Linked DNA regions of Mus musculus: region 2 is linked to region 1. The links are chromatin contacts, found by POLR2A ChIA-PET in ENCODE. All regions are on one chromosome and are shown on one strand. The core of a region is the stretch at or near the end of the contact, and the rest is flanking DNA. Distances in the headings are between cores, read along the strand shown.

Region 1 (2,574 bases), core at 23-2,522:
CAAAAAACAAACAGGAAAAAGAAAAAAAAAAAAAAAAAAAAAGACACGACCGGAAGAAAGGAAGCATCAATAACCCACAGTGAAAATTAGGGATGTAAATCATGGATCACTAACTGGGAAAACTAAGCTGATCATCAGCGATGTTTTAAGGAGTTCAACCTCCAAATTCCTTCCCGAGTCCTAAGAAGTACAAGAATGTAAATCAAAGAGTCCTGAGCACAGTTGGTTCTGAACTAAAATAGTTAAACGCCTTCTTCGGCAATATCCAACTTCTAAACTGTAGGGGGCTTCCATCCTCCGTGATTACGGAAGTAGTACTTTTCATCAGCAAGCTCAAGAAGGAATTGTCAAAGTAAGATGACACTTGCTGAGACGCACTGCAAACGCCTCGAAAACCCAGAAGTGCTGTCACAGACACATTTCTAAGTCTGTGCACGTGTTAGCCTGTCCCCGTCTAACACCAACTAGCAACTTGCATCATTCGCCCGTAACCGTGGCTCGCTCCCCATTAAACTGATACTCTATCCAGTCCATAGATCTCATTCGTTTGAATTGACAGGTAGAACCCTCGTCCGGTTCCTGGTCCAGCCCGACAAGCCTCCGCCCTGCCCCTCCCCACTCCCAAACCCACACACGTGTTAGAGCGACACCGCCCCACCGGGTCCCACGTGCACCTGGCCTAACACTCCCCACGTGTGGGTGCTCCACGGGCTTCCTCGGGTGGCCGAGGTCACCCATAACCCCGGAGAGCCAGAGATACACGACAGGAGAGCCGAGGCCCAGGTCTCTGAGGTCCCAACCCTATGGGGAGTGTCCACACCCATCCTCTCTAACCCCAACAAACCCCAGGGCCGGGGGCGACGGCCCCTTTAAGAAGCGGCCCAGTCGTCGCCCGCAGAGAGGGGCGCACAGGGGCCTACACGACACCCCCTCCGTCCACCCGCCCACGTCTTCTCAACCTCACCTCGGGCCGAGGGGCCCCGCCGCCGCGGCGGCGGCGGAGGGGGGGCGGGGGGCGGGCGGGGTCCGGAGGGGGGGGTCGCCCCGCCGACTGTGGAGCCGCGCTTCGCTCTCGGAGGCCGAGGGACGGTGACTGCGTTGGACGGGAACGCTCCTAGCTCGCTCCCTCGGCGGCTCCTGGGACCCCAAGATGGCGGCGGCGCTGAGGCGGCTGCGGGCGCTGGGCCGGCGGCGGCGGCGGCCACTTTCACTCACTGAGAGGAGCGGAGCAGGGACACGGGGAGCCATGGCGGGGGGGAGGAGAGGCGCCATAGCCAGGCCAGAACAATCGAGCAGGTACTCGGCCGGCTTAGCCCTGCCCCGCCCACGCCCACTGCTAGTCGCTAGCCCGTGTCCGCCGACCGTGCCGCTACGGGCGGCCTCGTGCAGCTTGTACCCCGCTGCCGCCGCCCGACGCCCCGCGCGGACCGGGGTTCTGGGGGAGACCCTCATCTATACTATCTGAGTGCAGATTGGTCGGGGCTGGGACTGGCGAAGATTGCCGAAAGGCGACGGGGAGGAGGAGGAGGATGTCATCGCTAGAGTGAGCAAGCAGATCTCGCGGGAGGAGATGTCGCGAGAGCTCAGCGGCCCTGCAACTGCCACAGAAAGGTTACTTTTCCGGAAGTAACGTCAATGGAAACCGCCCAAAAACCAGGGACTCATTTTGGTCCTGCAGGTGGGAGGGACTGCTTGGCGTTGTCGCTGGAAGTTTTCTCCAGGTAGTGCTGGCCTACCCCGAGGCCAGCTCGGGCGGGGATGGATCCTTGTAAGAGCCAACTTGGAGACGTCTCCTGGTCGTCTTCCTGACGACACTGTCCCCCTTCGGCCCGAGACCGTTGGCACGAAGGCGCTTTCACCTTCCATGCACTTTCCATTTCCCCAGTGGGGTGAGTCGCCCTGCCCACACTCGAGCAACCGCAGAGCTGGGGCGGGCGGGGCGGGGCGGGGCGGTTGTTTCATGGTTATTTTGTCTGGGTTTGGTTAATAGCCCAGGCTAGCTAGCGTCAAGCTCGGGGGATGTCTCCTGCCTCAGCCTCCCGAGGACTGAGGTTACAGTGTGCGCCATCATGCAGTCTTCTGCACTTAATCCACTCGTTTCCAAGACGTATATAGAATTGTTGGACTTCACCCTTTCGTTTTCTGCAAGAATCGCTTGTTTAATATTATCTGTTTTGCCTGTACTGTGCCTTGTGCAACTCCAGTTGGGTCCAAGTTGCATCCTTTGGAACTGAACTGCTTAAAATTAAAGTCTAGAAAATGATTATTTAAAAAATGTCTTGTTTTTTTTTGTTTGTTTGTTTTTCGAGACAGGGTTTTTCTGTGTAGCCCTGGCTGTCCTGGAACCGCACTTTGTAGACCAGGCTGGCCTCGAACTCAGAAATCCGCTTGCTGGGACTAAAGGCGTGCGCTGCCACGCCCGGCTCTTTTTTTTTTTTTTTTTTTTTTTTTAATGTTTCTTGGCCTCGATATGCTTTAAGTTCAGGAGAAAAAGTGTCCGTAAACAAGACCTTAAATGTTCACAAAGTTTAACAGTAACACTTTATAAGAGGGTCTGGCTAGACAGCTCAGCAG
Region 2 (2,574 bases), core at 42-2,541, 130 kb before region 1:
TCCTCCATCCTGCAGTTTGGGGTGGCACTGGCTCCACCAGAGAGGGTGAGCTCTTGGGGAGACAGATCCTGAGACCTGCCAATGGTGACTGTTTTTTTTTTTTTTTCCCCTCTATTTTTTGAGACAGGGTTTCTCTGTGCAGCCCTGGCTGTCCTGGAACTCACTCTATAGACCAGGCTGGCCTGGAATTCAGAAATCCACCTACCTGCCTCTGCCTCCCAAGTGCTGGGATTAAAGGAGTGTGACACCACTACCTAGCCCAATGGTGACTCTTGCAGGGTTCAGGCAGAGAGGAACTTCCAAGGAGATGGCTGGTGCCTGGTTGCCCACGTCAGTGCCAGGGCCCATACCCACTGCCTGGCAAGAAGCTATGGGAAAAGGCTGCAGGTGCCCTTAGTCCTCTGTGCTGTCCTTAACCAACGTTTCTCCAAACTTTGGTACCTATGTAAATTGCCCACTGCTGCAAGATCTCAAGCTAGAGAGAATGAAACCCGTACCCATGGGGTGAAAGTGGCCTGGCATTCTTCTCTTTGTAGCTTTGTACCACAGGTACTAACAGTCATCCTCAATGTGACTACTCTGCCCAAGGCTGTCTAGTTTTGACTTTTCTTCTAACCCGCCTGAACTCAGGGGTCTCACATTTGGCCCGGGTGTAGCCGTCACGTGAGGCCTGCATGCTTGTGCCAACCAGTCTGACTCAACTACAGCCTTTGCAAAACCCCTTACCACCCCGTGACTCAGTTTCTCCAGCTGTTCACGTGGGCAACAGTATGAGGCACCAGAGTGGAATGCGGAGGGTGTCCAAAACAGCTTCTCTGCAGTGCGTGCTTTTAGGCGGGGCCCCAAAGGCAAGAATTCGTGCCGCCCAAAGTATTCCTACTGGTCGTGCCCTGCACTGGCCACTGCTTTGGGCGGCAATGATTCTGCCAGGTGCACCGGCTGGACTGCAGGGATGACACCGTTTAGACCACTGAGAGGGCCTTCCCGGGAGACGGCGGGTGCCCGCGCCCATTCTAAGGCCCGTTCCCGGTGCCAGCAGCCTGACGCAATCTGACTCGCCCTTGCTGCATGCCAGTTCTGGGGAAACCTTCCCTGCCGTTGCATCACTCCTGCCAGGTCTGCCACGGGAGGAGGAGCCGAACCAATCAGCACGCGCGTTGGCCCTGGGGCGGGCTGCTCTGGTACCCACTCGGAGGGCGGCGCGGTTAACCGAGAAGCAAAATCTAAAGGTGATTGGCCAGAAAGAGATTTGCCCCGCCCCAATCATAGGGACAGCTGGAGGCAGTCTGAGGGCCTTCCTGGCCGGAGGGTTTAAAGAGCGCCTCTGGAGGGACCACTCAGCTGGAACGACCGATCGGTGCCAGGCCAGGTGTACGCGTCCGTCGGTCCTTCCGTGCCCGTGCCGGAGACCAGTCTCGGAGGCCACCCGGGTCCGTCCCTGCGCCCGGCACCATGAAGCAGGAGTCCGCATCCCAGAGCACTCCGCCTCCTTCACTGTCCCCTGCACCATCATCCGCGCAGCCTTCCTGGGGGGATGGCGACCCCCAAGCCCTGTGGATTTTCGGGTACGGCTCCCTAGTGTGGAAGCCGGACTTTGCCTATAGTGACAGCCGTGTGGGCTTCGTTCGTGGCTATAGCCGACGGTTCTGGCAGGGAGACACCTTCCATAGGGGCAGCGACAAGATGGTGAGCATCCTTCTGTGCCCAGAGGAGTGGAGTGGGGTTGGCAGGAGAGTGGGCACTCGTATCCTGGAGTGGCAGGGACCCTGGGCTAACTAAGAGAAAATTGTAAACCTGGTTTGTGGTTTAAATTTGTGTGCCTGGAAATCAGGTTGGTGATTGCACCTGTGGATTCTTGTGCTGGTTACTAATCTGGGCCGCTCGTTGTTTGTCTCTTCCACATCTGCCCATCACTCCATGTCACTCGATGAAAGGTCCTCTCCCAGGCTTGGGGCTTAGGCTGGCACTCTTTCCTCCTCTTCCTTCTCTTCCTCTTCTTCCTTTCCCTCTTCCTCCTCTTCCTCTTCTCTTCCTCTCCCTCTTCCTCCTTGTTCTTCTCTTCCTCTTCCTCCTCCTCCTCCTTTTCCTCCTCCTCTTCTCCCCCCTCTTTTTCCCCCTCCTCCATCTTACCTATTTCTTGCTATGTGGCCTCAAACTTGTGACAAATCTCTCTCTCTGGTGCTGAAGTGCTGGAACTACAGGTTCAAGTCACAACAGGACTAAAGGTGTGTGTGTGTGTGTGTGTGTGTGTGTGTGTGTGTGTGTGTGTGTGTGTGTTGCTGGAGATTGAATCTAAGGTCTTGTGCATGACAGGCAAGCCCCCCATGTCAATAAGGTTCATTCATAGTCCTTTCGGAAGTGCTAATATCTAATTTGTCTTTTTCAAAACCTTTCTTCCCTGTCTAGCCTGGCCGAGTGGTGACCCTCCTTGAAGACCGTGAGGTAAGTGTGCAGTCAAGAAGAGAATCCTGGGGTCTGATGTATCAGGGTGCAGAGGGTCAGAGCTCTTGTGTGGGGAGAGTGGAAGTGTAGCTAGCTTACTCCATGCTTCTTGGAGAATCACTTGAGGGAGGG

What was found. ChIA-PET counts read pairs that join two places held with the same protein, here RNA polymerase II (POLR2A).
Region 2: POLR2A ChIA-PET joins it to region 1 with 13 read pairs in Patski. The contact joins the promoter of Chac1 here to the promoter of Ino80 in region 1. POLR2A ChIA-PET finds 5 or more read pairs at or near these places in 4 of 5 experiments (Patski and embryonic stem cell).

What each region holds. Positions count from the first base shown.
Region 1 is chr2:119,476,415-119,478,988 of GRCm38, forward strand. Ino80 (INO80 complex subunit) reads right to left here and starts at 1,273. Exons shown (of 36, transcript NM_026574.4): 1 at 965-1,273.
Region 2 is chr2:119,349,951-119,352,524 of GRCm38, forward strand. Chac1 (ChaC, cation transport regulator 1) reads left to right here and starts at 1,292. Exons shown (of 3, transcript NM_026929.4): 1 at 1,292-1,686; 2 at 2,407-2,442. The coding sequence starts at 1,453.